Regions from separate parts of the Homo sapiens genome. Here all the other regions are linked to region 3. A link is an interaction called in ENCODE POLR2A ChIA-PET data of the cell type or tissue named here. Cell type or tissue: A673. All regions are shown on one strand. Each heading gives the region's core, and the rest is flanking DNA. Links, peaks and the distances in the headings are about the cores only.

Region 1 (10,692 bases), core at 2,468-7,467, 480 kb before region 3:
GGTCTATCACCTGCTAGCCTAACCCACGAAGCAAGCACCATCTCTTTCCAAGGACTGAAACCTATTTTTTGTGTGTGTATGCAATATTTTAGATTTTGAATTTGGCCAGGAAAGTTAGGGTTGTGGCAACCTGTGGAGAAAAAAAAAAAGTGAACAGATACACAAACAGAGTGGGGGTACATCTCAGAGAAACATTGGAAATTTAGTTTCTCTAAGACAACTTTATTTTTACTTTAGATTTAAGGGATACATGTGCAGGTTTGTTACATGGATGCTGAAGTTTGGGCTTCTATTGAACCCATCACTCAAATAGTGAATATAGTACCCAATAGGTAGTTTTTCAACCCTTATCTGCTTCCCCTCTCTTCTTTTGGAGTTCCCAGTGCCTATTGTTCCCATCTTCATGTGCATGTGTACCCCCTGTTTACCTCTCACTTGTAAGAAAAAACATGTGGTATTTGATTTTTTTTGTTTCTGTGTTAATTCACTTAGGATAACAGCCTGCAGCTATATCCATGTTGCTACAAAGGACATTATTTCATTTTTTTATAACAGTGTAGTGTTCCATGATTATATGTACCACATTTTCTTTATCCATTCCACTATTGGGCTGAGTAGACTCCATGTCTTTGCTATTGTGAATAATGCTGTGATAAACCAAGTACAGGTGTATTTTTGGTAGAACAATTGATTTTCCTTTGAGTATATACCCACTAATGGGATTGAATGGTAGTTCTAGTTTGATGTATTTGAGAAATCTCCACACTGCTTTCATAGGGACTGAACTTATTTACATTCTTGCCAACAATTTATGAGTATTCCCTTTTCTCTGCAACCCCCCCAACATCTGTTATTTTTTGGCTTTTTAATAATAGCCATTCTGATGAATGTGAGACAGTGTCTCACTGTGGTTTTCATTTGCATTTCTCTGATCATTAGTGATGTTGAGCATTTTTTAAAATGTTTGTTGGCTGCTTGTATGTCTTCTTTGGAGAAGTGTCTGTTCATGTCCTTTGCCCACTTTTTAACAGCGTTATTTGGTTTTCTTCTTGTTGATTCTAATAATTTTGATTGGCAGTAAATAGAAGAGGAATTGAGTGGGAACAAAGGAGTCTTGCTAGTAAGAAGTGGGAGCAGAGGGTCAAATGTTAGGTTTCCAAAATCAGAGACATTGAATTCAAGTTGAGCGGCCATGGAAACCACAGTTGTGAAAGTTCTGATACTGAATGGGGACAGATGGGGAGTAAGGGCACAGGAACTTTGGTGGGCCTTGGTATATTGATTTATTTTTAGGAAAAGAGTATGTTCGAAGAACTTCTTTTGAGGGTTTAGCTCCATGTTTCCTTGAAGGTAATATCAATTTATTAGCTTCTAATAGCTCTACCTTGACCCCTGGCCATCCAGAAATTTCTTTCATCTTACCGTTTTATCTTCCAGACATTGCCTTGTCTCTTTTGATTGTAGTTTAGGTGCCTCCCTTTCCTTCCCTAATTGTACACCATTCACCTCACTGCCCCATGGAATAGAGGGAGAAGCTTTCTGGCCCCATAGCATTTTGCTATACAAAGCTCTTAATCCCCAGATTTCATAAAGTGGCCTAACAGAATTAGGGGCATTGTTTCAACTTTTGCACCAAGGTCAGTTATTCCTTTTGAGAACCCAGGGCTATTTTAGAGAAACCATATTTGGTGTACTCTTTTTTTTCATATATCTTTTCCTGGGTTCGGAAATTGATTTGATTAAACTTTGAGATGTAGCATAGGCTGATGTGAAAGCGTACAATAGTACAATTAACAAGTACTCAATGAAGGACCATTTCTTCAACTTTTCCATTTGTCAGACTCTAAACTCCATTATTTAAAAAAGTATGCAAAGAGTACAGGATTAGGAGTCTAACATACCTGGGTTTAAAACCTGTATCTGCACTGACTAGTTCCATGATCTTGAGCAAATTGTGTAACATCTCTGAGTGTTAATCTCCTCTTTTATAAAATAGGGTTAATAATACTCATAACATAATGTGAAGGTAAGCAAAATTATTTACCTAGAGCACCTTGCTCAGCACCTGGCATGGAGTAGGAAATAAATACAATAGGTTTTATTAACAATCTTAACAAATGGCTCTCTGTTCTAATTTGGTTATATTGTCATTAATGTTCCTTTGTGTAGAATAATAACAGCAAATGTTTATTGAGTCTTTAAAATGTGTTAGACATTATTCAAAACGTTATCTTATTTCAACTTCACAATTACTCACCGAGCTTGGTGTTATTGAGATCTCAAGGTCTATAGATGATAAAACTGAAATTAAGTAATTTTGCTCATCTTATAGGATTAAGGGGTGGAATGAGCTTTGAACTAAGAGTTTGACTGCAGAACTCATGATCTTAACCATGTCTCTACACACTATGTTGCTCTTCCACTAGTTCTGCTTACAGAATCAACTTTAGAACTTGTCCAATACATCTGTAACTGTTTTTTAATAAATCATATACATATGGTTTTGCAGCATGCTTGGTTTCAAGGTTTTGAGCCTGGACATACTTGCCAAACATGTGTAAATTGGTTGTGTGAAAAAGGGTACTTGAGGTTAAACAGTTCACATTTAATTTCATTTGTATTTTCCTAAAGCTTCGTGCTTAATCTTTTGAATTACAAATACCTGACACTTCAAACTGCTTGCCTAATGCCAATCTTTCATGTGATAAGCATAGTCTTTCATCAAGGTCTGTGGTGAAGACTGCCTTCCATAAAAGCCACACTATAGGATCAAATTTACAATATTTGATAAAAAAAATTAAATATCATAGTGATCAATTGAGGGCCAATTAAAATCGTGGTTCACAATTGTTGCATATCAAATTTTAAAACAATGCTAAAGGGAGTTTTCATATATATGGATGGGAACCTGGAAGGAGGGAAAATGCCCTCCACATATATTTCATATTAGATATTCAATATTAGACGTATTATCAATAAAGCAATTCTTATTATAGGCATATCTTATATGCTTAACAAAAATGACTATATCATCCTCTTGCTTATCATATAGTCTCTTGTCTCTAAATCCCCTTGTGTCTAAGGCTAGCATTATTATTTTTTCTATTAATACTACTCTCCAAATTAATTATCGTATCTCTGAATCATTTCCTACATATGGTACCAACTAGTAGCCCCTCCTTCTTAATCCTCACCTCTATTAGCTTCTATAATATTCAACTTTTTCTTCTTGAAATACTGATGAATACCAGCGACAGTGTAAGTTATGTAAAACAAAGAATAGAGGGCCTTTGATCCTTCCCTAAAGATTTGTACAATATAATCAAGATATATGCAAAAAAGTGTGTGGTACAGTGAATCTCAGAAGCATACGCAAGGTCAAAAGCATGCATATAGCTCAGAGTCGGGGATGTTTTCCTCTCTGAAGAGGAGTTGCAGTGAGGGCTTTACAGGAAAGTTGGCCTTCCAGCTGTGTACTAATGGATACATAGAACCTTGCCATTTGTACCAAGTGGAGAAGAACCATCCTAAGCAGAAGGAGCAGCAGGAGCACACTCATACAGGCATGAAACAATATACCATGTTTAGGGACATAAAAGTAGTTTCCTATTTCTAGGTGATAAAGCAAAATGGAGAGAGCTCCAGAATCTCAAGCTAAAGAGGTGCTTAAAACTTATATTAAGAGTAAATTTTTATGCTTATAAACATCATCAGATTATTCACTCATTTGTTCATGCATGCAAGCATGCATTCAAAAATTTTGTGACTATTTACTACATATCTGTCTCTTTGACAGGTCCTTTGGCTTCCCTGGGAAACACTGGAATAATTATCTCGAGCCACAAATAAAATACACTAACAATAGTTGATGAGCTAAAAAAAAAAAAAAATTACAAAAAAATCTCTTGTATGTAGAAAACCCTAAAGACTCCACAAAAAACTGCTAGAACTAATAAACGATTTAGCAAAGTTACAGTATATAAAATTAGCACACAAAAAATCAGTTGTGTTTCTATATACTAACAATGAACAATCTGAAAAGTAGATTATGAAAAGTGAAAGAAAACAATTCCACTTACAATAGTATCAATAGCATCAAAAAAAAAAAAAAGGAACTTCGCCAAGGAGGTGAAAGACTTGTATACAGAAAACTACAAAACATTGCTGACAGAAATTAAAGAAGACATACAAAAACGCAAAGAAACCCTGCGTTTATGGATTCAAAGTCTTAATCTTATTAAAACATCCACACTACCCAGTGATCTACAGATTCAATGAATTCCCTATCAAAATTCCAATGGCATTAATTTTTTTTTAATTCTAAAATTTGTATGGAATCTCATGGGACTCTGAACAGCCAAAACCATCTTGAAAGAGAAAAGCAGAGCTGGAGACTTCACACATCTTGATTTCAAAACATATTACTCAGCTACGGTAATCCAAACAGTGTTATTGGCATAAAAACAGACATATAGAGCAATAGAGCAAAATAGAGAACCCAGAGATAACCCTCACATATATGGTCACAAAGGTGTGAAGGTTACACAATAGGGAAAAGGTAGTTTCTTCAACAAATAATGTTGGGAAAACTGAACATCCACCAGCGAAATAATAAAGTTAGCACCTTACCTTAGACAATACACAAAAATTAACTCAAAATGGATTAGACTTGAAACCATAAACTCCTAAAGGAAAACATAGGGGGAAAGCTTCATAATACTGGTGTTGGCAATGATTTCTTCAATATGACACCAAAAGCACAGACAAAAAAAAAAAAAAGCAAAATAGACTACATTAAACTTTCAAAATTGTACACAGCAAAGGAAACAATCAACAGTAAAAAGACAGCATATGTAATGAGAAAATATTTGTGAGCCATGTGTCTGATATGGGGTTAATACCCAAAATATATCAAGAGCTCCTACCACTCAATAACAACAAAAACAAACAATCTAATTTTAAAATGGACACAGGACTAGATATTTCTACAAAGATATACAAATGGCCAGGAAACATATGAGAAATATTCTGCATCCTTATGATCATTAGAGAAATGAGAATTGAAACCATAATGAGATATTACCTTACATTGTTTTTTATTTTTATTTTTAAGTCAAAAGAGGAAATAAGTGTTGGTGAGGATATGGAGAACCTAAGACTCCATACTGTTGGTGGGAATACAAAATAGCATAGCCTCTATAAAAAGCAATATGGAAATTCCTTTTAAAATTAAAAATATAATTACAATATGATCCTACAAGCCCACATTTGTGTATATTTCCAAAAGACTTGAAAATAAGATCTCAAGGGAAAAATTGTATACTCATGTTTGTTGTAGCATTAGGAGGTGAGTGGGAAAATGTAAGTCAAAGGTTATAAAGTACCAGATAGGTAGGATGAACACATCTAGAGACCTAATGTAAAACATGAGGACTATACTTAAATACTGTACTGTGCTCAGGATTTTTGCTAAAAGGAAATTTTAGGTGATCATGTCACAAAAACAAAAAAGGGTAACTGCGAGATGATAGCTATGTCAATTTGCTTCACTATGGTAACCTTTTCATTATCTGCATGTATATCTAAACATCATGTATTAAACCCTAAATATATACGGTAAGTTTTTTTAAAACACTTCAGACTCGGTGACACTCACTAAGTTTGCAAGGGATTTAAAGTTAGGAGGATAGATCTAATTTCAAATTCTACATGGACTCATTGTAGGACAAAAGTATATCCTGCTTGTCCTATATTTGCCTTTTTTTCTCTCCTGGTGAAGATAAGGAGTACCAATCACCAAATTATTTTATCCAGTAGTCCTTCGTAAGTATTGGTTACCTTCACAGTGAGGGTTTCCTGGTACCAATTTCAGATTCACCAGTTTGTTAAAAGCCAACTCTTCAATAAAATAGATTTTATTTTCCCATTAAGAAATCTCCCCTCCAAAGAAAAAAGTTTAAGATATTTCTGATGGAAAAGATTGGTGAAACTTATTTATTGTAGAAAGAAATAAGAAATTTGGATATAAAAATTCTTAGTATTCAATTCTATTATTTCCTATATTCTCTTGTATCCTAAATATGAAGGAGTAGTACTAAAGAGAACTGCTTTTTAAATGACCAAACTTTGAAATGTGTTCTTCAGACACAAATCAGCTGGACTACAAATCAATGTTATTTTTGACTTAATATTTTGTATTCTAGCCTTTGTTAATAAATGTAGTTTAGAGAATTGATCAGTATTAACTTAGCTGAATAAAAATGAAATCACAATATAATGTAGTTTTATAACTAAAGTAATTTTACTACAACCTATTTGTTGATATTCATGTTCAACAATTTTTTAAAAAGCATAGAAATATGCTATCCTGGTTTTTTAGAAAAGGTTTATTAGACATTCAGTTTCATGAGGAAATTGATAGGAAAATTTTCCAAGTTTTGATTCATTGTAATTTTGACTAATTGCTCTCTTGCTGTGAAGATGTGAAAATCTCCAGCTTTACTCACCTCAGCATTGGGGTGAATTAATATGCTTATATTTAGATGGTTCTACATTCTACAATCTGATTTTTTAGAGGGATATATGAGCCATTTGAGACCATAATTTTTTTCTGACAAAAAATAATTGACAAATTCCTTTAGTATCATGGATTAACTTCTAGAAATTATTAAGAACACCCCCCTCATAACCCCCCTGAAGCTCATAGAGTTTTGCTAAAGAGCAAGAAATTATTGAGACATATGCAGTGGTCAGCTCAGTTTCCTTCTCCCCCACCCACTTGATGGCAGGCAGGGTGCTCCTAATCAGACCTTACAGTATATATCTAGTAAGAGCCAATCAGATGACTTATTTGATGACTCTGTGAGCCTGTCATGTAATAAAGCTGATTCCTTTTCTCCTACCAGAAAACATGACTGAAACTGATGGCTTAGAGCTAAGTGAAAAACATATTAAACATGTATGAACCATTTGGGGCAAATTCCGTTTGATCCTGATGTATCATTATAACTTGAATTTTCTATCATCTTTGTTAAAGATTTATGATTTAATGACTTAAAGCCAATCTTAGTATGTCAATAAAATATGAAACTTTAATAATCAACAACAACAACAGTAACAAAAAACCTATTTACTTCTATTTTACTTGGATAAAACAAGGTGTAAAGGTCCCAGGTGATGGCAGTGTGGTCCCACATGTCCTGGCCAGGAGATATCAGGATGGGGATAGAGGTCGGGAATCTGGGCAGACCCCTGAAGCTGGTGGAAGTTGAAAAATGGATGGACAAAGGAGAAGCCAAGTAGAGGGAACCATGGAGCCAAGTGTCCAGAAAGCAGAGCCAGGATAAGGAGATGATCTGAGGATCTGTAAGTTTCATATTATCAAGCCAGTCATGATTGGAACATGAGATAAAAGCAAGTCTAAATGAGAAGGCACTAGTGTCAGAGAGAAAAGCCAGCAGTTTTCAGGGTACTGCTGCAGAGCCGTGTAAGTGGTGGGGCCAGGACAGTGCTAAGAATCTGTGACAGAGCTGGGACTCAAAACCAGGATCCAGGGCTGGACACTTGAGGGTCAACAGGGCCAGGGCTGAACCCACAAAAAGAATGCTTGTAAGGCTGTGTGTCTGAACTACTGGATATACTCCCAATATTTTCTCTAGCCCTTAGTAACCTGTCACCCTGAGACAGGACATGCAGGCCAGGGCTGAGCAGACATGTGAGGGCTTAATAGGGATGACTTCTGCGTTTAGAAAATTAGGAGACAAAGATAGAGACAGGCCAAGTGTAGAGGGATAATCTCAAAGACCACATCTGAGAAATGAGGCCCCTTTTTATAGATTTTGCTTTTCTTTAAAAGTATAAATCCTTTTCTTAAAAAGTGTAAATCTTGTCAGCTTCAAGGAAGAAACCTACTACCATTAACCTTTTCAGTTTTCCTCCCAGTTACAATCCAAGCAAAGCCAATTCACAGCGAAGCTGAGAAGTTTAGAAAGTTTGCCTTCTGTCTTATTCTCTCATTTTTGCAGCATTTTCTTCTCTCTGGTATAGTTATTTAATATATCCTGGTTGCTTCACCTCCCCGCCTCAAAACAGAGTAGGAGTTAAAAGCCATACTGTATGCTTTTGATTGAATAAGTGGCTATAATCTACTGCAGTGTAGTCTTAATGTGTTACCTCAAACGTAAGTTTTATTTTCAACAGGGTAGGCTTTTTTTTTCTAATTGCTTAAAGATATGAACCTTACCCTTAAGAAGGGGAAGTGGAATGAACCATATGAGTCAGTCAAAGATAGTCCACAGGAGGCCAGTCCGACCAAATCACATGTTAGACATACACTCTTGGAAACTGAAGAAAGCACGGAGAAAGCCATGACCTATTTTTTATTTTGTTGGAACTTGAAAGTTTTTTTTTAAATGAAAGTACTAAAGAACTCCAAAAATACATAGTAATGATAAAACAATCATATATCTATTATCAGGAAGCATAAAAATCATACAATAATCTAGTCCAGAGAGCATCATTACTTTGTCATCATTACTAAGTATTCCTTTTATAAGTAAATGTCAGTTCCTGCAACATTAGATAATTGTAGTTTAGAAATGAGTAATCTAATTTATTGGCCATGGCAGAGATTCAGCTCTTTGAAAAAGCATAGTCATTTTTAACCTTCTCATTGTTTATTGTTATGCATCTGACAATGGGATTTAATTTTTAGATATTTAAGCCTTTTCCTTATGCAACAATACCCCAAAGGCAGTCATTTCTGATGGTATTTGGAATCCCAAATCTTAATTCTTTTCCAGGAACAATGGAAATAAACAACCGATTTTAGGTGTTTCCCTATTTCCTTATTAAATAAAACCTTTTCACTTTGGCAGGCCTGCACTCTCTCTGTGAATGCTGGTTTATTTCCCCATTAATTGTCTTTCTAATTTTAATTAAACAGCCTTAAAGTGGCAGCAAAAGACACCTTTAATGTTTGTTAGTTCTGTTACTCTAGAAAGAAAAGAAGGTTTAATGTATTGCTTTAAATTCAACACACACACATACTTCTGATTGGGTAACACTAGGCTTTAAAGTACTTAAACCGAAAAGTAATTTCAAAATAAACATTCCTTTACTCTTTGGACTATTTGAAAATAAGCTGCCAGCATGACTGCCAAATGTCCCCTCTGAGTCTACATGTACATAAAAATATTTACCAAACCGTTGAGTCCACATCTCTATGAGGACAACATGCCATTTCTGATATGAGCTCTGGGGACTTAATGGCAGATATTTAGTTCTCAGCTGTCTTTAGCACATCCAATCCAATATAGTTGCGTATTACTTCTGTCTTTGGAGACAACCTAAATGATCTTACATTGTTAGAAATCTGTATCATTTAGATAAATAAATTTCAGATGTCACCTTTTTTCTTGGTGCCATTATGGTTATTTATAGTCCCAAATGAATTGTTGCAAATATACATTATAACTTTTATAATACATAAATTACAGTACATACATCTCTAAACTGGCTTGAGGTTAATTTTTAAATTGAATCTAGCAATGTGTGAATTTTCAAAATAGATTTAATGTTTTACATGAAAATTTGTTTAACTGCTAAGTTCATTTTTAATTCATTAGTGTGCTTGATATACTATCTTTAGAGGCAATTATTTTAACGACAAATTACATTAAATCAACAAATAATTTTTTTAAGCATCAGGGATTTCCTCTTTAACACTTTTATTGATTTATAATTAAGCCTATCAAAAAGACATTTGTTAAATGAGACTACAAGAACTCACAGATCCCATTTCTGAGTATAACATATTCATTTCATATTGACCTGCTTTCTTGTTCTCAAAAATTGTTTTTGCCCAACTTTGCTTAGAGGATTGCTTTTTATCACAAGCTATACTTAGGCTGTCATATTGAAAGAATATTTTAAATGCCACATTTAAAGTGACAAAGTTGGCAAGCCCAGAAAGAAACAATAGTGCTAAGAGCAAACAGATGTCTGTATCTGGGTGAGAGCTTTTCTCTCTAGAGGCAAATAAAATAGATAATAACCCTAAGTTGCCAGAATTTGACATGGTGAGCCAAAACCTATCAGGAGACAGTGAAATTAATTTATACAAGTCAGAAAGTAGTTTTTGAATGTATGGCAAACGCTTTGGTTTTGACTTTAAATGCCTATTCTGATCACTTTCAGATTGTTTCTGGCACACTCTAGATAGAAATTGTTCCAGCTAATCAGACCATTAGCAACTGGGTCAACCTTCTGAATCATACATCTTTGGAACTGCTTGTATTCATTTAGTTTGTCACATGCATTCTGTTTGTGATTTATTGAGCATTTTTTTGGTAAGAGCTCGATAGTTTTTAAGAGGCACTGTGTCATTTCTCAAAAGAATTATACTTCATGAGCACTAGCACAAGCTTCCCCAATTATGTGCTTTTAGCATATCCCCAAATTGGACTCTGACTGCATTTTTTTTTTCAGCAAAAGTACATACTTCATTTTTTTTTTTTTTTTTTTTTTTTTAGACGGAGTATCCCTCTATTGCCCAGGCTGGAGTGTAGTGGCTCAATCTTGGCTCACTGCAACCTCTACCTCCTGGGTTCAAGCGCTTCTCCTGCCTCAGCCTTCCTAGTAGCTGGGACTACAGGCACATGTCACCATGTCCAACTAGTTGTTTTTTGTTTT
Region 2 (10,692 bases), core at 3,598-8,597, 1.3 Mb before region 3:
TCCACCCATCTTGACCTTTTCATTGCTAAATATCCTACTGGGCCCCAAATGGTCAGGGTACCATAGTCTTCTGGAAGGCAAACCCACTTTTTGCTATGTAATCTCTAATATTTATATTAGTTATTTTTGCTGTAACTTAATCTTCCTTAGTTTATTACCACCATTGTAGTAGATGTTAGGTGACATTGTAGTGACTTTTGTTAAATTTAAACATTTAATTTTTATCTCCCTTCCTTGTATTTTGTTGGCCCCTCAAATGACCTCAGATTTATATTTTTAAAATGTTGTTATTGTCCTTTTTAGGGAAAACCAATAAAATATCTGCATATATGTGTGGGGTGGAGAGGGGTGGTGCAGAGCACCATACCTAGATTTATCATGTGAAATTTCTGATCTCCAAGAAAAAATCACTAAGAATTTCTAAAGAGTAAAACAAAAACAAGAAAGTTTTAAAGAAACAATATTCAGATTGCTTTAAATTTTTCATTTGAACGCTTGGGCTGTAAGCAAAATGGAATAATTTCCTCACAGTTCTAAAGGAATATTATTTTTCACCTAAATTTCTGTGCTTAGCCAAACTATCATTGACATATGAAGACAATATTAAGGGACTCAGAAACTACTACCACTAGTGTTTCCTGAAAGTACTTCTTGGAGATACTGAAAACAAAAAATATATACAGCCAAGAAGAACACATAGAATAAAAGAGATGGTGGTAAGCAAAAAAAGAAGTGACACTGACAGAAAAATAATTTTTATGAAGTTACTGTAAAGATTATGGCCGTTATTAAGGTAAAACTCACATAAAATTGGGCCACATCATGAAGCAATTTTGAGGCTGGGAGGAGTTAGGGTTAGTGTAAATTTATTAAGGATCTTGTCTAGTTTTGGATGGAGGTTATTAACAACAATCATTCACATTATAGAAAAACCTGAGTTTAAATAAGGTATTTTCTAAAATTCAAGGGCAAGGAGCAAGCCAGAGAAGAAAAGAATGGGATAAATAACTTCCAAACTCCTAGAAAGAAAAAGAAGGTGGAGCAGGGGGGTGGGGGGGAATAAGCAAAACTCAACAAATTGAGCTGAAGATAGGAAATAAAGAAAGAAAACATAGCAAAGATAAAGTACCCAATATATACTATCACAAAAGTCAATAGGTTAATTTTGTAAAAGATACATTATTAGATTGGGTAGCTAAAATACCTAATAATATGCTATTTATAGGACACACATCTAAAAAGTTTGGTATAAAGAGATAGAGAAAATATACAAAGTAAATGGTAACAAAAAGAAACAAGCAATGATAGATTTAGTCAAAACAAAAGTGGAATGTGCTTTGCTGATTAAACCCACCAATAAGTTATAATCATCATGAATCTTTATCTACCTAACAACTCAACATGGAAATAGAAAAAGAAAAGTGAATCAGCGAGAATATAAGAAGAAATGGAAACGCACAATCATCATAATCAAAGAAGGAAATTTTGATAAAACTCTCATAAGTTATCAAGAAAAGGTATTATAGGGTTTAAATGACTCCATTATCACAACTTAATATAGAAATTAAACATAATTTACATTTCAAGTATGCATGAAGCAAATATAACAGGTTTCACAGGTTTTAAAGATTTTTTAAAAAGAAAAAATACATAATAGGTCATAAAAAGTCTTAATAAATTTCTTAAAGAAATGTATGTAGACTATATATAGTATAGTAGCATTACTACTATCATCTTAACAATATTATGAAAAAATAAAACTATCAGTAAAATAGGAATAGAACAAACCTTGCTTGACCTGCTAGAGAAAATCTGGTATAGACCTAATTAAGGACATACTTAATGATGAAACATTGAAAACATTCCCATTAAATTTCTAAACCAATGGGAAAGAGGCAAGGAAAAAAAGAGAGGTATCAATACCAGAAGGAAAGAGCCAAAACTTTCATTATTTGAAGATGTCATGATTGCCAACAAAAAATCCAACAATCAAAAGAAAAACTCAGAATTCATAAGAGAGGTCAGTAAAGTGAAAGTATGTAAGATAAAATGACATCTTTCCTAAATACCAGTAAAATATAATTTTAAAACATAATTGAAAGAAATGTTTCCACAGCCTAAAACAATAAAATCTACAACATGACCAGTAATAAATCCCAAAACTGTAGGATTTGTATGAAAAAATGTTGCCAAAGGATATAGAAAATACCTGAATAAGTACATTATAAACTTGGATAGGAAGAACAATATTGCAAACATGATAGTTTCCTATCAAGTCAGTGTGAACCTAATCAAAATCTTAAAGGGATTTTTTTTTTTTTTTTTTTTGTCAGAGTCTCCCTCTGTCACCCAAGCTGGAGGGTAGTGGCCCAATCTTGGCTCACTGCACCTCCGCCTCCTGGGTTCAAGTGATTCCCCTGCGTCAGCCTCCCCACTAGCTGGGATTATAGGTGTCTGCTATGACGCCCTGCTAATTTTTGTATTTTTTTTTTTCAGTAGAAACGGGATTTCACCATGTTGGCCTTGCTGGTCTTCAACTCTTGACCTCAAGCGGTCTGTCCTTCTCGGCCTCCCAAAGTGCTGAGATTATAGGTGTGAGGCACTGTACCTGGCCAAAGGGATTTTTAAGATAAGAGAATTTGACACAAGCTTATTTTAAAGTTCATCTGGAAAAGTAAATAAGCAAAAATATTCAACATCTTTTCTGTGTCACAATACATTAAAACATTTCAAAGCTACAGTGATTAAAATGTGGTATTGATGCAGGAATGGACACATAAATTAATATTGCAGAATGTATATTCCTGAAACAGACTCATGTATACTTACAGGAATTTAGTACACACATACCCTATTTAGTGGAGGGACTGTGTTACTGGAAAGAGGTACATAACTGAATCAACTCTATCAGAGAATTGCTATCACAAAGTCCCTATGGAGATGCTTTCCTGATATCCTGCCTTGGCAACCACTTCTGCGGTCTACTCAGAGTCTCCGAAGTGGGGATGAGACTACTACCTTAGTTTTTTCCTAGCTATCTTCATACAATTGTTGGTCAATCTAGATCACAGTGATGCTTAGGATGGCCTTTTTAATGTCAGTTAGCACTTACCAATATCTAGTTTCTCCATGGTCTTAACCTTCTGCTTCCTTGATTGCATCCTGGAAAGTGCCTCTTCAAAAGCCTCTCCAAGGCTTCTACTTTTAAGACCCATTGTAACACTATTTTCTTGCTTATATGAAGCATATTCAACATTATTATTTCCACATGCTTAATCAGTCATTTGGGACAAACTTCTCTACAAAATACAAAATAAACAAAAGACAGCCCATTGAATAGTAAATAACACATGCTGCAGAACATATTCACCCTATGGTAGCTAAGCAGTGGGCCTCCTAGCTGAGGCTATAGTGTTCTTATGCTTATTGCCTGAGAACTGTTTTATACAGTTCGTCACACTACACACGAATTCCCATTGGCTGAGAGCTCACACCCATATTTAGAGAAAGAGAGAGAGAGGGAGGGAGGATTCTGTTAAAATGTCATTAAATCAACTCAGGAATCGTGGTACATGCCTGTAGTCCCAGCTACTCCAGAGGCTGAAATGCTGAGATGAGAGAATCACTTGAACCCAGAAGTTAAGAGACCAGCCTGGGCAACATAGCAAGACCTCATCTCTTTAAAAAAAAAAAAAAAAGGCATTACCTCAAATATTCATATATATGATAAAACTGGCATATTATAGATAAATAAGGCATTGATCAATCAATAGGATCAATAGGGCCAGATAACTAGCTACTGATTGGGAAACCACAGCTTTATCTCATCCTTAAATGATGTACGAGAATAAATTCCCTAGGAATGGTTATAAAAAACAGAATTGTAAAGCATGAGAAGAAAATGTGGAATCACATATACCTTTATAGTTAAAAAGGCCTTTTTTTTTTTTTTTTTGAAACAGGGTATCCCTCTGTCACCTAGGCTGGAGTGCAGTGGCTAGCAATCTCGGCTCACTGCATCCTCCATCTCCTTCAGGATCAAGCAATCCTTCTGAGTAGCTGGGATTACAGGCGCATGCCACCACACCTGGTTAATTTTTGTATTTTTAGTAGAGATGGGGTTTCACCATGTTGGCCAGGGAGGTCTTGCACTGCTGGACTCAAGAAATCCTCCCGACTCAGCCTCCCAAAGTTCTGGGATTACAGGTGTGAGCCACCGCACCTGTCCAAAAAGGCCTTTTTAAGAAGGATATAAAACTTAGAACTCATAAAAGATAAGATTGAAACAGGACTTCTGTGATTCTACAGCCAGAAACAGACTGATACTCAGCTACAAATGTGTACTACCCTTTGAGAGAGGATGAATGACTCTAAGGGCAGAGTGGCACAGAGGCCAGCTGGGGCTGCTGAGGACAGCCCAGAAGCAGACTGAGCTGCCGCCATAGGCCCAGAGGCTAATGGAGCCATTGCTGCAGACTCAGAGGCTAGAGCTGTGGCCCCAGCAAGTGGAGCATCATCTTAGTCCACCCAGACTGCTGTGATAAACTACCATAGACTGCGTAGCTTATAAGCAACAGAAATTTACGTCTGACAGTTCTAAAGGATGAAAAGTGCAAGATCAAGGTGCTAGAAGATTCTGTGCCTGGTGAGGGCCCACTTACTGGTTCATGGACAGCTGTCTTTTCACTGTCTTCATATGACAGAGGGGTTAGAGAACTCTTGGGGGTCTCTTTTATAAGGGCACTAATCCCATTCATGGGGGCTCCACCCTTATGACCTAATCGCCCACCAAAGTTTCCACCTCCTAATACCATCATAGTAGGGGTTAGGATTTCAACACAGGAATTTTGGGGAGACACAAACATTTTGTCTATAGCAAGCATCAAGCCACATATAATTAGTCTTAGGTCTTGAAACTTAATTAAATTTCTCCTACTAGATTTCAGAGTTGGGACTGACAACCTTTTTATTCCTTCCAATTTCTCTCTTTTTGAATAGGAATGTATAAGGATATATATTGTAAACCCAATTCATGCATAAGGATACGCAATGCCTGTCCCACTCTTTTACTTTGGAAGTAGATAACTTGTTTTCTATGTTCGTGATCCAGAGATAGAGAGGAATTTCTGCCCCAGGATAATTTATACCCATAGTCTCACCCATATCTGATTTAGATGACAAGATCTGAGGCTTTGGAGCTGATAATATTTAGGTGAGATTTTGGACTTAGTGCTGATGTTATCATGGGCTGAGACTTTTGGAGATGTTGAGATGAGGTGAACATGTTTTATATGTGGACAGACATGAAATTTGGGGAGCAAAAGGGATAGTAGGCTGAATAGTGGCCCCCAAAAGGATATATCCAAATCACAACCCCCAGAACCTGTGAATGTGACCTTATTTGGATAAAAGATCTTTACAGATGTAAATAAGTTTAGGATTTTGAGGTGAGGTAATGCTGGATTTAGGGTGGGCCTTAAATATCATTATAGGAATGAATAGGCAAAAGAAGGTTGGAGAGACAGAGACACAAGGGAGAAAGTCATTGATGATGGAGGCAGAGATTAGAGTGACACGTCTACAAGCCAAGAAATGCCAAGGACTGCCAGCAGCTGCTAGAAGCTAGGAAATAGACTCTCCCTTAGCGTCTCCATAAGCAACCAACCCTGCTGACACCTTGACTTTGGACTTTTAGCCTCCAGAGAATAAATTTCTGTTGTTTCAAGCTACCCAGTTTATAGTAATTTGTTACTGCTCCCCCGCCCCCCAGGAAACTAATACAGATTCTGGTAGCAGGAAGTGGAGTCCTGCTATAACAAATATGTAGGAATGTGGAAGTGGCCTTGGAATTGGGTAATGGTAGAGGCTGAATGAATGCTGAGGTATATGAAAGAAAAAGCCTAAATTGCTTTGAAGAGACTGTTGGTAGAAATAGAGTTGTTAAAAGAGATTCTGGTGAGGGCTCAGAAGGAAGAGATGCTTCTCTCATCTTAGAGAATGTATGTGTCCTCGCAGATTGTTGGTAGGAATATCAACATTAAATATGCCTCCAGTGAGGTCTCAAAAGAAAATGAAGGGTATGTTATTTGAAATTGAAGGAAAGGCTGTCCTTGTTATAAAGTGGCAGAAAACATGAATGAATTGTGTTTTACTGTTGGGTGGAAGGCAGAACTTCTAAGTGATTAACTTGGATATTTAGCTGAGATTTCCAAGCTAAGTGTGGAACATGCAGCCTGGTTCCTCCTTGCTGCTTATAGTAAAAGCAGAGAGGAAAGTGATAAATGTGGAAGGAATAAAGTAAACAGGAACCAGAACTTGATGATTTGTTGAGTTTCTTAGCCTATCCAGATGGCAAAGAATGTGAAAATCAGGAAATTCATTGTTAGAAAATCATGCTCTGGATAGAAGGCCAAGGGTGTGGCTAGATAACCTTTTCCTGAAGAAATTAAGTGTGTGACTCATAGGTCTAGTCAACCATCTCAGCAGAAAGAAAGAATAGCGTCTAAATAGACTGATAGAGTACTAAATAGCTATTGTGCTTTGGTTGATTTTTTAAAATTGATATAAACCTTACCTAATGATAGGCAAACCTAGGAATAACTAAGTAGGCATCTAAAATACCAGCCTAAGGATTTTTCATTTATTTAAAAAAGCAATGAGAAGCCCTTGTAGCTTTTTAAGTGGATTTTCAGTAGATGGCTGATGCAATGAAAACTACTTTCATTTTTTTTATTTTTATTTTTTTTTTGAGACAGAGTTTTGCTCTGTTGCCTAGCCTGGAATGCAGTGGCCCAATCTTGGCTCACTGAAACCTCTGCCTCTCCGGTTCAAGCCTCTGCCTCTCTGGTTCAAGCGATTCTCATGCCTCAGCCTCTGGCGTAGATGGAATTACAGGTGTGTGCCACCGCACCTGGCTAATTTTTTGTATTTTTAGTAGAGACAGTGTTTCACCACGTTGCCCAGGCTGGTCTCAAACTCCTGGCCTCAAGCAGTGTGCCCCCATTGGCCTCCCCAAAGTGCTGGGATTACAGGCATCAGCCACAGCACTGGGCGAAAACAGTACTTTCTAAAGAGAATTCAGCAGTATTGTGCAAACTGAACTGTACTGGAAAGATTCTGCAACTGGGAAACTACATGTGCCTGGGTGGTTTCCATTTTGAGAAATTGGGCCTAAACAATATTTTTTTAGTGTTATAGTAAACAAAGAAGCCTTCATTTTTTTCTAATCCCTAATGCACACGGGAGTTGTTTACGGGAATTTAGTCTGGGTATAAATTTCTAAATGTAATGCTGACAGAATCTCTTATCAATGACATGATTAATGATGTTTTCTTCAGAGTGGCTTCAGTTAGTGTTTATTAAGATGCTTCCCAAATCCTAATTCTATTTCAAAGATACAGTCAGATGATTATACTTATGAGTACCCTGTAAGAATGAGAAAAGAAAAGGCAGTGATTGAATGGTTTTAAATAACACATTTTATCCTGATTAATTATTATGCAACTAGTGACTTTCTTCTTCTGTTTTTATATGCATCATTCTCTTTCTTTCTTTTCTAGGAAAACCATTAATTTTTTTCATCTTGATTTCATTGCAAATGCTATGTAATGACTGGCATAACTCACTGCTTAGGGCATGGGAAGGGAGCCTCCCTTTTGCAACATGAAAGAGTCTCTGGTTGTGGAATAGGCAATGAGTAGTGTCTGTTTCACAGACTGAAAATTGTGCTTTTCTTCTTCGTCCTTGCTTACTGATATGGTTTGGCCATGTCCCCACCCAAATCTCACCTTGAATTGTACTAATCTCCATGGGTCAAGGGTGGGGCCAGGTGGAGATACTTGAATCATGGGGGCGGTTCCCCCATACTGTTCTTGTGGTAATGAATAAGTGTCATAAGATCTGATGGTTTTATAAATGGGAGTTTCCCTGCACAAGTTCTCTTGCCTGCTGCCATGTAAGATGGGACTTTGCTCCTCATTCACTTTCCACCATGATTGTGAGACCTCCCCAGCCATGCAGAACTGTGAGTCAATTAAACCTCTTTCCTTTATAAATTACCCAGTATTGGGTATGTCTTTATTAGCAGTGTGAGAACAGACTAATACACTTACCATTTGGCTTTTCCACTTAATAACCTACCAGTTAAGGAAGGATTAGAAAAACTAGCCCTGTGAAGGTCTCCAGGCATATTAAGATATGGGAAGAACAGCAAGAGCAAAGGCTTTGAGGTGGGAACATGCATGAATTACAGCAACATAAAGAAGTTCAGTGTGGCTGGAGTAGAGTGAGCAAGAGACACAGCAGAATGAGATTAAGTCCGCAAGCTGGGGCAGATTCAGATAATGTAGGTAAGCTATCACATGCTCTAAACTTCTCTATCTCCAGTCACCATCAAATTGACCTTTTTTATTTTAATTTTTTTCAAGACAGGGTCTCACTCTATTGTCCAAGTTGGCATGCATTGGTGTAGGTCAGGGCTTACTGCAGCCCCGAACTCCTGGACTCAAACAATCCTCCCACCTCAGCCCCTTGAGTAGCTGGGACCACAGGACTATCACCATGCCTGGCTAATTTTTAAATTATTTTCTTTTGTAGAGAGATGCGGTATCACTATGCTGCCCAGACTGGTTTTGAAATCCTGGGCTTCAGTAATCCTCCTGCCTCAGCCTCCCAAAGCTCTGGGATTTTGGGAGTGCACCACTGCACCTAACCTCAAATTGATCTTTTGTTTGCTCCTTGCTTGTTAGTGCTCAAGTCTCTACTAGGAAAATTATGTCTTAAATTATTCCTCATTAATAAGAATTTTATCTTTCACAGGAGCTTTCTGAAAACACTGGCAACTCATACATTCCCAAACTTGCCAGGTCATCAAATTCTTGGCTTCCCACTCTTGACTTCCCGAATCTTCAGATAAGAGGCTTGGAAAACAACATTTTTAAATGATTATCTTCAATGATTCTTATGATCTGGCAAGCTTAGGAAACACGAAGCCTCAAAACCAAGACTGATTGAGGTAATTTTGAGTGCAGAAGACAGTTTTGAGCAGTAACATTCCAAAAGACATGCTACTTTACTAATACCTGTGGCAGCTCTGGTCAATACTTGAGCTGCTACTTTCCCCTACAATGACCATGGCCTTCATCTCTCGTGGATCCTAGAATTCCTTCCTGCTGACTTGAGACATGACCTCAGATTCTTTCTCCATGCAGGTATCCAGGCAGCCACTATCAATTGATAAGACCTGGCATAGAAGGCGAAACTTAAATGCCATCCCTCTCATAAGGTTATCACTAGACTAGGGCAACTTCTCAGCTGACTTTTATTTGGGGAAATACTAAATTATTACATTTTAAAAAGTTTGGGTTAATCTATGGGGTTAAACTTATTTTATTGACTCAGCAATATATACTGATGTAAACTTCACAACTGCAGTATCCGGAAAAAACGGATTATGACTATTTCTTTTATAACAGTTTATATATGCAGACATATTTCTGAAAGGGACAGTGAAAACAAAAATGAGTTTTAGAATTAGAGTTTAAGGTAAATTCTGGCTGTGCCAGCTATATTACCGTACAGCTGTATTACGGCGCATTAGCTGTTAATATTATAATATTAGCTGTACTATCAGCTATCTTAGTAACCAATTAATATATGTCTTTGAATCTTTGATTCTTCATTTCCACAAAAGAGACAAAATACCTCGCACAACTGCTGTAATTTAATATAAACGTTTATGTGTGAAACAGCTAGAAGAGTTTTGGTCACATTATGTGGACATGAAAAAAGCCTAGATTTTCTCCTTTTATTTATTTGAAACAGAAATCTCCATCCATTAGCTGACTCACTTATAAGACTCTTTGTGCGTTCCTCTGTTTGATTACAGAATTTGGGTAATACATGGAAATTTTAATAAACACCCTAAAATGCTATTTATGCAAAGTTTAATAGTTAATATATATTCAAACAAGCAAAATCTTTGAGTAACCTTTTTAATTCTTATGGGCATGTGCCCTAGACTTGTAAGGAAACCATGGAATCAAAGTCTCTTCGAGTTAAATGGGACCCTCAACATCATCGGTACGATGTACTGAATTCTTACAATAGATGAGAGAAGCTAAAATTGGGGCCTCATTTACAAATATGTTTGTCCTGGAGTTAATAAAGTATTGTCTAAAACTAAATTTTCTATTTCTTCAGTAAAGAGTAATGACTGTGAGTAATGTGCAGTCTTCAATTATTGAAGAAATATTAATTTATATTAATGATAAGGCAGGAAATTTAAGCTAACCCAAGAAAAACAGATGTAGGAAAAACCTATGCCCAAAAATGTTTTCTAAATAACTCAAGTAATCAGAAATGTAAATAAATAAGAAAATCCCATTCCTAAACATGAGAGTTATTCAAAATTATACTGAAGTTGAATGTGTACACCTCTCAAGTTTTCCCAAGTTTTGTCTTTCCTCTACTCCTTAAGCATAAGTACTTCTTCAAAACATATATCAGTAGGCTAAAATATCAAAAAGTTAAATTATAGGTTGTTGCTACCTGCAGTATTGCATCAGCTTCAAGGGTCAACCCCTATTTTCTGTCTCTCACCTCCCCTTCCTTGGCTATTCTCAAAGAAACTTGCTAGCTTCTCAACCAATCCTAACAAAAGCAGGCTCAAAACCTTTGAATCTGCAACCTGGT
Region 3 (10,692 bases), core at 1,904-6,903:
GGACATCTTTCTCCAGAGATATTTGCCAGTTTTAATCAGCTTTCAGGAAAAATGAAATCTACCATCTCACTAATCCCTTATCCTGTGCCAAAGCCTGGTCCTGCCTCAGTTCTTGTCTGCTTGCCCTTATGTCCCCTTGGGAATGTGTTCCAAGATGTTTTGACACCTGAAGTTTGGGTTAGGTCAGTGTTCCTAAGCCCAAGCTTGCATCCAAATCACCAGGAGGGCTTGTCAAAATAGATTGCTCAGTCCACCCCCAGAGTTTCTGATTTTGCATGTCTTGGGGGGATCCTGACAGTCTTCATGTCCAGCTAGCCCCCAGGGAATATCAATGCTGCCAGTCTGGAGACTACACTCAGAAAACCATGAGGATTTCCTGCTAAAAAGAAAAGATAATGCTACGAAAAGGTCTAAGATTCCTCAAAGGATTTAGTTGGTTGTAAAACATCAAGGACTGCTTCTTCCCTGGGGACTAAAAAATAATAATAATAAAAAAATCAAGACTATTTGAATTGAGACATTTCCCACTCTCCTGTGCCTCTTAAAATACTTTAAAAGTGTTTTATTTTATTTCATTTTATTTTTTTATTTTGAGACAGAGTCTGGCTCTATCACCCAGAGTGGAGTACAATGGCTCTATCTTGGCTCACTGCAACTTCTGCCTTCCGGGTTCAGGCTATTCTCCTGCCTCAGCCTCCCAAGTAGCTGGGACCACAGGTGTGAGCCACCACACTGGCTAATTTTTGTATTTTTAGTAGAGACGGGGTTTCACCATGTTGGCCAGGCTGGTCTCAAACTCCTGATCTCAGGGGATCCACCCACCTCGGCTTCCCAAAGTGCTGGGATTATAGGCGTGAGCCACTGTGCCCAGCTGAAAAGTATTTTTAAAAATACAAAATAAAAATACTTGAAAATACTTAAAAAGTAAAAAAAAACTTTAGGATTTTATGGGAAAAAACCCTCAGAAGCAGAAAGTCAAATATCACATGTTTTCACTTTCACAAGTGAGAGCTAAACAATGGGCACACAGGGACATAGAGTAGAAGAATAGACACTGGAGACTACGAAAGGCAGGGGTGGGACTGAGGGGTGAGAAATTGCCTGTCGGGTACAATGTATGCTATTTGGGTAGTGAGTACACTAAAAGCCCAGACTTCACCACTGTACAATCTATGCACCTAAGAAATCTGCACTTGTACTCCCTAAATATATAAAAATTTGTAACAACTTTTAAAAAAGAATAATTGGCATTGTTACAGAGCCTGGTTAGACAATCCTCACAGTAAAGTTCTTTTTGCTTCCTTTGAAAACAAATAATAAGAGAAAGTGTCAGGAGTATTTTATAAATAAATTATGGGCCCACAGTGTATTGGCTCTGTTCCAGGGAATGACACAATCAATAATGATGTGTCGTTGTTTAGTGCATTAATCCAAATTCTCATGAAGTAGCAGTCAGGCTGTGGCTCCAATGCTGAACTTGTTAAAGAAGGTATAGGAAAAATTTAGGATGAATTTTTGATCAACTCTTTAAAAAGGATTTCTTTTTTTTTTTTTTTTTTTTTTTTTTTTGAGGCGGAGTCTTACTCTGTCACCCAGGCTGGAGTGCAGTGGCGCAATCTCGGCTCACTGCAAGCTCTGCCTCCCAGGTTCACACTATTCTCCTGCCTCAGCCTGTCGAGTAGCTGGGACCACGGGCAACCGCCACCACACCCGGCTAATTTTTTGTATTTTTAAGAGAGACAGAGTTTCATCATGTTAGCCAGGCTGGTCTCGATATCCTGACCTTGTGATCCGCCCGCCTCAGCCTCCCAAAGTGCTGGGATTACAGGCGTGAGCCACCACCTTTGGCCTAAAAAGGTATTCTTCTTAACGCACATTCACTCACTTAGACATTCGAACTTTACGGGACACCAACTTCCTGCCAAGCTATGTGCTACGCTATATGGCAATTGCAGATACAGAGTTGAACAAAATACAATCTGTCTCCTTAACTGAAGACATAACGGACTTCAGAAAGTCAGCACAGAAATGGAGCTTAGTAACCATTCGGCCCCGCAGTTCTCCAAGTGTGGTTCTGACACAGAATAGTGTCATCCGGGAACTTGTTAGAAATGCAAATCCTTAGACCCCAGCCCTACTGAGTCAGACACAGGCTGGCAGGGGTGCAATCAACTGTAACAAACCCTTGGGTGATCCTGATGCATGCTGAAGTTTGAGGATCAGCAAGGTAGCCCAGTCATATTTTACTTTCCTTAGGTCACAGACCACTGACTATCTGATGAAAACAGAGTTTTGCAGATTACTTTGGGTGGCTCACACTATTGGTTCAAGGCTGAATCCTGTCCAAGCTCTTATTTTTACAATTAAGCAAAGTAAATACCAAGAGTTAAGTGACTAGCTAATTAGTTTAACAGCAAATTAAATGGCAGAATGGGGTCTTCGCACTCAAGCCAATCAATTCCAAGTTCCTATCTCTACCCCTTCACTTACAACAGCAGCAAAAGTCAAATGTGGGAAGAAGTCCAAAGGACTGAAGCCACAGTCGTTTATGATTTCATTAAAAAAAATCTATCTTGCCCATAAAGATGTGACTACTTTTCCAGAGAAGACACGGATGATTTTTTTTTTTTATGATGAGGAAAACCATGTGCTCCAAAGATTATCTCTGAAAAACAGATATGTACCTAGAAATTATTCTCTGCCAAGAACATAGTGCAACATTCAGGCTCATTAAAAAATAATGTTCTCATTTCACCTGTTCCTGCTGAAGGAGCTGGGCATTATTGTTGCTAGGTCAACTGTGGCTACTTAATCACACACCAGAAAACAACTAAACACAAAGAACAACAAAAAAGGTAAAACAAGGTTGAGTAAAAGAAGACATTAACAAAATAATATTAAATGCATCCATTTCAAACACAGGCAAAAATAATCCAGGATCATGATTTCTTGGGTGGAGGCTGGGGTTGGGAGAGGTAGGAGGAGGCTAACGTTCAATTTCTTCACTGGATCGCTGATTACCCAGGTGTGCTATTTCCATTCAAGCCAAAGACTTAGATGCACTTTTCTATATGTTGTATGTCAATAAAATAGTTAAAACGCACATAAAACCAAGATGTAAAGGTTTCAATCATGCAAAGATTAGTTCTAAAAAGGTGTTTTATGTGGAAGAAACATTTTACACCCATTTATTCCACAAGAAAAGGTGTACCAAGGTATATACCGGGTGTAGGGTATACCAGGAGGGACTTTGAAGTCTATCATTTCTCAAAAGTACAGAGAGCAGAAAGGAAATAATTACCATTAGTTCAGAGAAGATGTGGTCAGAAACACTGAATCAGCATGAGCTGGGAGGTGTTTTAGAAATTAGTAATGGGACGCACATTGTCTCAAGCCAAACAATTCTATGACTATGCAAGACATGATATGTTTCACGATTGTTGGTTTCTTGGTTTGCAAATGAAAGATTTTTATTTCCCTCTACCCCAACAAAATTTTGCAAATTGGAAACTGCTGAATTCCAGAAGTTTCGAAGTGTAGCGTTCTATTTTTAGACACTAACATAATTTTAAATTTCTTACTGAAATGATACTGCCTTGAACTATGCCCAAAATGGGAGTAAAATGTATTTAAAAGTATACATGCAAATCCAGAAAGTGACATCACATTGTGTTAAAATGTTCAAACCCTTTAAGCCAAATTCCATGTTTTTTCTAAATAACCATAGATGAAGAAAAATTTATATAAAGGTATATTTTAAATGCTAGTTTTTAAAAGCAAAAAGTTAAAGATACCTTATACAGAATTCTGGAATAATTAAATAAATTGTGACCCTTCTGGACCAAGAACAATGACATGTTCAAAAATCATGTTTTTGAAGAATAGTTATTGATATTGTAAAAATACAGAGTATGATTAAGGAGCAGGATATAAAAATAATATAGAATAAGCACATTAATTTTAAAATTATGAATGTATCAGATACTCTAAAGAAATCTAAATAGGTGTGAAGAGTAAAAAGAAAAATTATTATTTCCCTTTCTTCGTCCCATCACTGTCCAAGATACATGCAGAAATAACATTTATAACAATTATTAGATAATATTTTCTCTTTTATGTATTTATAAGGGTAAGGTATACATACACATAACTTTTTTGATGAAAAAAACATTCTTTAAAACTTGCATTTTTCCTTGAACAATATATTATTAACATCTTTTTTAGTTTACCTTAACTTAAAATCGCTATCTCAAGTTTTGTTTGGGAAAAATACTTCGTGCTAGAAAATGTCAAGTAGTATTCTAAAACTGTTCGAGTCATAGATTAGAAATGCATATCATGGGACCACCCTGCTTAGCTGCTTCCAGATTCCTGACCTACAGAAACTATGGCAGAAAAAATGTTTAAAAAATGTTTATTGTCTAAAGCTGCTAAATGTTAGGGCAATTTGTTTCACAGCAAAAAAAAAAAAAATTTGTTTCATGATATAGATTTATGATAATTTTTAAGGTAGTCGTTTCCTTCCTTCCTTCCTTCCCTCCTTCCTTCCTTCCTTCCTTCCTTCCCTCCTTCCTTCCTTCCCTCCTTCCTTCCTTCCTCCCTCCTTCCCTCCTTCCTTCTTCTCTTCTTCCCTCCCTCCCTCCCCTTCCTTCCTTCCTTCCTTCCTTCCTTCCTTCTTTCCTTCAGTTCTTTCTTGAGGCAGTTTCTCTCTTGTTGCCCAGGCTGGAGTGCAATGGCACAATCTTGGCTCGCCAGGCTGGTCTCAAACTCCTGACCTCAGGTGATCGACCTGCCTTGGCCTCCCAAAGTGCTGGGATCACAGGTGTGAGCCACCATGCCCGGCCAAGTGGCTTTTTTCTTATACACATTTTACATCTACCAGCCTGTCACTAATACAGTGATCAGTGCACATAGGTCTTTGGGTACAACTGTGGAATGATTTCTAGAAATGGAGTGCTGGATCAATGGACATGCATTTTTAAAATCTTGATGTTTATTGCCAGATTGTAACTGTAAAGGCCATATGTGAAAATAACTCACTTTTCATACAACTAACGTTATTGATTTTAGTAATTTTTTCTGACTTTATTATTTTAAGTTGTACATCTCCAATTAACAGTAAGGTTGAGCATCTTTTCATTTTAATTATCCATTTGAATTGACTCATCATACTCTGTATATTTTCAGTTAAATTCTTTATTTTTTCTTATTTATAGAAGCTGTTTATATTTTATTAACTTTTATTTTTATCCATCTGTTGAAACTCTACTGATCCCGTATGCATTTGGTGTTTCTCATTCATATGCCTTTCAGTATAGACACATTTTAAACTTTCTATATTCAGAGCTTTTTTTTTTTTTTTGCTTTTGTGTCTTGTTTTCTCTATGTGAAGGCTATAAAGACATTTCTCTGTTTTTTTAGGGCTTTCATTGTTTTACCATTAGGTGAAAATTTTAATTTTTAATTTTTTTAAGACAAGGTCTCACTCTGTCACCCAGGCTGGAGTGCATAGCATGATCACACCTTATTGCAGCCTCAACCTCCAGGTCTCAAGCAAATCCTCCTGCCCCAGGCTCGAGAGTAGCTGGAACCACAGGTGGTGCCACCATGCCCAGTTTGTTTGTTTAACTTTTGTAGATATGGGGTCTCATTGTGTTGCCTAGGCTGGTGTTGGGCTCAAGGGATCAAGGGCTCCTCCAGCCTCCTGGGCCACCCAAAGTGTTGGGATTACAGGTGTGAGCCACCATGCCTGGCAAGGTGAACATTTTTAATTTATCAGATATTATTTTTGTGTATGTACTACTGTGGTAGCCAGTCTCCAAGTTGGCCTGAAATTATCCTGATGTACTGGTATTCATGCTCTCACTCAGTTCTCATATACATTATACAGGGCTGGTCTACGTGACCAATAGAATATAGTAGAAGTGATGTTATGTCACTTCCCATATTAGGTTATTAAAGGTGACTTCCTTCTTGGGCTCCTTGTCTCTCAGATTACTCAGTCTGGAGGAAGCCAGCTATTATGTCATGAGGTCACTCAGGCAGTTGAGTTGAGGTTCTGGCTAAAAGTCAGCAAGAACTGAGGTCCACCAACAACCTTGTGAGTCACCCTGAAAGCAGATTCTACAGCCCTGGGAAGACAGCGACTCCAGCCCATGGCCTGACGGCAACCTCATGAGGCTGAGCTGAAGCCACCCAGCAAGCCAGTCCCAGATTCCAGATTCCAGACCCACAGAAGCTGTGGCATCACATATGTTTATTGTTTAAAGCTGCCAAATGGCCAAATGTTAGGGTAATTTGTTCTATGGCAATGGATAACTAATTTAACTACTTTTAAAATAGAAACTGGTTTTATTTAAAAACAAACAAAGAAACAAACAAAAAACAGGAAATTGTCTTTCAGAGAAAGACAGGGCTTTTGGTTTGAAGATTCATTACTGAGTCCCTGCTGTTTGAGCATTCCTCTCCCCTCCCCATGCGTGCCGACCTTACAATCACTACTTCAAGTTTTGTTTGGGAAAAATACTCTGCGCTGGAAAACGTTAAGTAGTATTCCATAGACTTCTAGTTCCATGTTGGTTCCATTCTAAGCCCTTGGATAACTGTGCTTTTTGGTTACCTTGGAAATGCTGGAGCCAACAAAGTTGTTGGCTCACATTTTTTACTCATATTCTGCTGAAGTGGAGCAATAACTCTCTTACACATTGACATATAAAAACACATAAAAGTTGACATAACATTTGTAGCATGTTTTCAATATTTTATCTTTAAATTTTGTCAGTATATTAGAGATGCATATTTAACTTATTCAGTTTATAGAATATGCTGGCCATGTATCCTAACTGGCAGTCAGGATGTGTCAACTTAGTTGGCCAAGTTTATTTTTCAGTTAAAATTTTGCATTTTTTCAATTCAAATAAACACATTAATAGACACTCATGGTATAATTATTATTTATCTTCAAAATTACAATTTTTAGATATATGGAAGGGGGCAGGAGCAGTGACTTGCGTCTGTAATCTCAGCACTTTGGGAGGCTGAGGCGGGTGGATCACCTGAGGTCAGGAGTTCGAGACCAGCCTGGCCAACATGGTGAAATCTCCGTCTCTACTAAAAACACAAAAATTAGCTGGGTGTAGTGGTTCACGCCTGTATCCCAGCTACTCCGGAGGCTGAGGCAGGAGAATCGCTTGAACCCGGGAGGCGGAGGTTGCAGTGAGCCAGTATCATGCCACTGCACTCCAGCCTGGACAACAGAGCGAGACTCCATCTCAAAAAAACAACAAAAAAAGATCTATTTAAACAGATATTACTCTGTCCATCGCTGGGGCAGAGAACTTGACAGTGCTCTAACTAGGCAGAAAGAAAGACATTTATCAAATATTTAAAAGATAGGAAGACTGGTCCAGTACAGTGGCTCACACCTGTAATCCTAGCACTTTGGGAGGCTGAGGTGGGCAGGGTGCTTGAGCTCAGGAGTTCAAGACCAGCCTGGGCAACATGGTGAAACCCCATTACTACAAAAAATTTAAAAATTAGCTGGCTGTGGTGGCATGTGCCTGTAGTCCCAGCTACTTGACAGGCTGAAGTAGAAGGATTGCTTGAGCCTGGCTGGGAGGTTGAGGCTGCCATGAGCTGTGATCATGCCACTGCACTTCAGCCTGGACCACAGAGGGCACGAGCCCCTCTCAAAAAAAGAGAAAATGATCTATCATTTTATGAACATAAATAGTGGTCGAGTCATATGGAAAATATTTTTTCTTTTCTGAAGACAAACAGGAAATCAGAAAACCCTCTTTAGATACAGGATGATGATACAACAATGACAATTTTCCTTTTACTTATCTTAATGAGTACATGGGTTACTAATGTACCATCCTTTTGTTTCAAGTCTTAGATAAAATGTTTCCTTCTTAGAGATTACCATCACCCTAGCACCAGGGCAGTACCTTAAGCTTTCCAAAAGTTAAAAAAAAAAAAAAAAAAAAAAGACTTCTGTATAAAGTTTTCCTAAATGTTCAGATGTTTCGTACTGTTATGAATACTACTGAGAGAAGAATAACTTAAAGGATAAAATAACTTAGCCATAAATAAATATAAACAAAGACCTAAACCTATATACATAAATCTTTAGCTCTCCTCTAACTAGGGAGAAAATAGTGCTGAGGAAAACGAGCCATGTGAATCATATATTTATATGCTTAATTATTAATAATATAACCATGGTATTATTAATAAGACCAATGTGCGTGTATTTGGGGGTTAACTTCTCCTTTGCCATGAGGATAACTGAAATGTATTACTCATGAGATGAGAGAAACAGAACAGTTTTCTGTTTTTTTTTTATTTGAGACGGAGTCTCGCTCTGTCGCCCAGGCTGGGGTGCAGTAGCACAATCTTGGCTCACTGCAAGCTCCGCCTCCCGGGTTCACGCCATTCTCCTGCCTCAGCCTCCCGAGTAGCTGAGACTACAGGTGCCCACCACCACACCCGGCTAATTTTTTGTATTTTTAGTAGAGATGGGGTTTCACTGTGTTAGCCAGGATGGTCTCGATCTCCTGGCCTCATGATCTTCCCGCGTTGGCCTCCCAAAGTGCTGGGATTACAGGTGTGAGCAGAATAGTTTTTAATAGATGACAAGAAATATAACCATTCAGTATTGTGGATGGAAAGAGAAAAAACACCAAAATACTATCTGTGTAAGAAGTCACGTACAGGAAAGAAATAAAAGCTCTGACAATATAAGCCCAGATTTTTAAAAAGCCATTTATTTTAAAAAACTGGTTTGTCAAATCACATACATGAGCAGATACACAACTACCAAAGTGGCCTGTAATAGACACCAGTGGGGCGGTCACCACACAGTACCTGAAAAATACAGCTAAAAAAGGAGGAGTCTGTTGAGTATTTAATTTCAGATCTACTTGACTCCTTGTTGAATGGCTTTAAGTTAGCATATAGTGAGTGAGAGGTAGAGTCCCAAGTATAATAGCTGATGCCTCAGGGCTCCATTTAAAAACAAAACAAAAACAAAACCATTTCTCCCTCTGCACAAGGGAAGCCTATCCTATTTTTTTTTTCCTTTGCGAAAACAGAAGCCAAGTTTCTCTTCTCAAATGGTTCAGCATTCCCAATCAAAAAGTGGTGTGTGGTAACCTAGGTATTGTGCTTGTTGAGCCATTTAATTTTCCTCACCTTCCGATTCGGATTCTAGGAGAGAAGAAAGAAGTGAGATATTTCCTCCCAGATTCCTCTAATTAAGGTCAAAAGTTACTACAGTCACCAACCCAGAACCCTGCCATTGCACCAGCATACTTTTACCCTAGGCACCCATTATAAGGTAAAATAGTCACATGAGGGCAGATAGCAAACTCTTGCTCTTTTCTGCTTTCACGTAAATTTTGCCTGTCTAAAAATGCAACATGCATACATATACAAATACCTATAAATGAATACATTTTATATATATTAAATTTATACATATAAATTATATAAAAATTTGAATATATATAAAATTAAACAATATAACTTTTCTTCTTTGGATCACCTAAGATAAACTTTTTATTCTTTTTTTTTTTTTTTTTTGAGATGGAGTCTCACTCTGTTGCCCAGCCTGGAGTGCAGTGCTGTGATCTTGGCTCACTGCAACCTCCGCCTCCTGTGTTCATGCCATTCTCCTGCCTCAGCCTCCCGAGTAGCTGTGACTACAGGTGCCCACCACCATGCCCGGCTAATTTTTTATATTTTTAGTAGAGACACGGTTTCACTGTGTTAGGCAAGATGGTCTCGATCTCCCGACCTCATGATCTGCCCGCCTTGGCCTCCCAAAGTGCTGGGATTACAGGCGTGAGCCACCGTGCCTGGCCTGAACTTTTTATTCTTAATTGAATTCACTTTATTTATTTATTTATCGAGATGGAGTCTTGCTCTGTCATCCAGGCTGGCGTGCAGTGGCGCAATCTTGGCTCACTGCAACCTCTGCCTCCTGGTTCAAGTGGTTCTCCTGCCTCACCCTCCCGAGTACCTGGGACTACAGGCGTGAGCCACCATACCTGGCTAATTTTTTTGTGTTTTTAATAGAGACAGGGTTTCACTATGTTGGCCAGCCTGCTCTCAAACTCCTGACCTCAGGTGATCCACCCACCTCTGCTTCCCAAAGTGCTGGGATTACAGGTGTGAGCCACCACACCTGGCCTGAATTCACTCTTACTCATTATTATCCTTCCACTTTATATTTCCATTATTTAAAATTGCCAGTTAATTGGTAAAGGTGTCATAAAAATCTATAGAATTCCATAATGCGTGATTAAGCTAAATGTATTTTTCTCCTTTCACATCTACTAATCATTTCTTCCTTATTGTCCTCCATCAGAGTGGATAATTTAAGCATTTCATTTCTTTCTTTGTTTTTACATGTAGAGATTTTTATTGCCGTGATTTCAGAAAGGAAAGCTAAGATGTTGGCAAAATGTTTGATACGAAAGATAACTCTAGAATTTTAGTTTTAGAAAATCAAGTAAAATCTGTGGAAGAGGTAAATATTTTGACATATAATGAGACAGTGTTTAAAGGTCATCAATGTTTGTAAACAGAATCATACCTTCTTCTGCATTTTGTAACCACTCAACAAATTTCTTCATCTGGTCAAGAAAAACACTTTTGCCTTTAGCAACATGTGCTTCCTTATACCAT

What was found. Peaks named below come from ENCODE experiments on the same cell type or tissue, not always from the same donor. Only the 100,000 strongest peaks of a DNase experiment are listed, where the experiment ranks them.
Region 1: POLR2A ChIA-PET joins it to region 3 with 5 read pairs; 2 of 35 experiments call an interaction of 5 or more read pairs at or near these places.
Region 2: POLR2A ChIA-PET joins it to region 3 with 5 read pairs; 1 of 35 experiments calls an interaction of 5 or more read pairs at or near these places.

The regions. Positions count from the first base shown.
Region 1 is chr7:17,183,446-17,194,137 of GRCh38, reverse strand. The region is part of intron 1 of LOC107986772 (a long non-coding RNA gene); the gene reads right to left. All of the region lies in intron 6 of LOC101927609 (a long non-coding RNA gene), which reads left to right. Among named protein-coding and RNA genes, the nearest start is that of AHR, 110 kb to the left of the region's middle. RefSeq lists an enhancer at 8,147-8,216. In A673, for the core only: no CTCF peak of the experiment used is centred there; no DNase peak of the experiment used is centred there.
Region 2 is chr7:18,015,454-18,026,145 of GRCh38, reverse strand. No RefSeq gene overlaps it. Among named protein-coding and RNA genes, the nearest start is that of PRPS1L1, 7.0 kb to the left of the region's middle. In A673, for the core only: no CTCF peak of the experiment used is centred there; a DNase peak (open chromatin) is centred at 6,385; H3K27ac peaks cover 880 bases.
Region 3 is chr7:16,704,578-16,715,269 of GRCh38, reverse strand. It overlaps BZW2 (basic leucine zipper and W2 domains 2), which reads right to left. Exons shown (of 12, transcript NM_014038.3): 11 at 10,601-10,692; 12 at 8,753-9,210. The coding sequence ends at 9,182. Among named protein-coding and RNA genes, the nearest start is that of TSPAN13, 44 kb to the left of the region's middle. In A673, for the core only: no CTCF peak of the experiment used is centred there; DNase peaks (open chromatin) are centred at 4,499, 6,209 and 6,229; H3K27ac peaks cover 4,904 bases.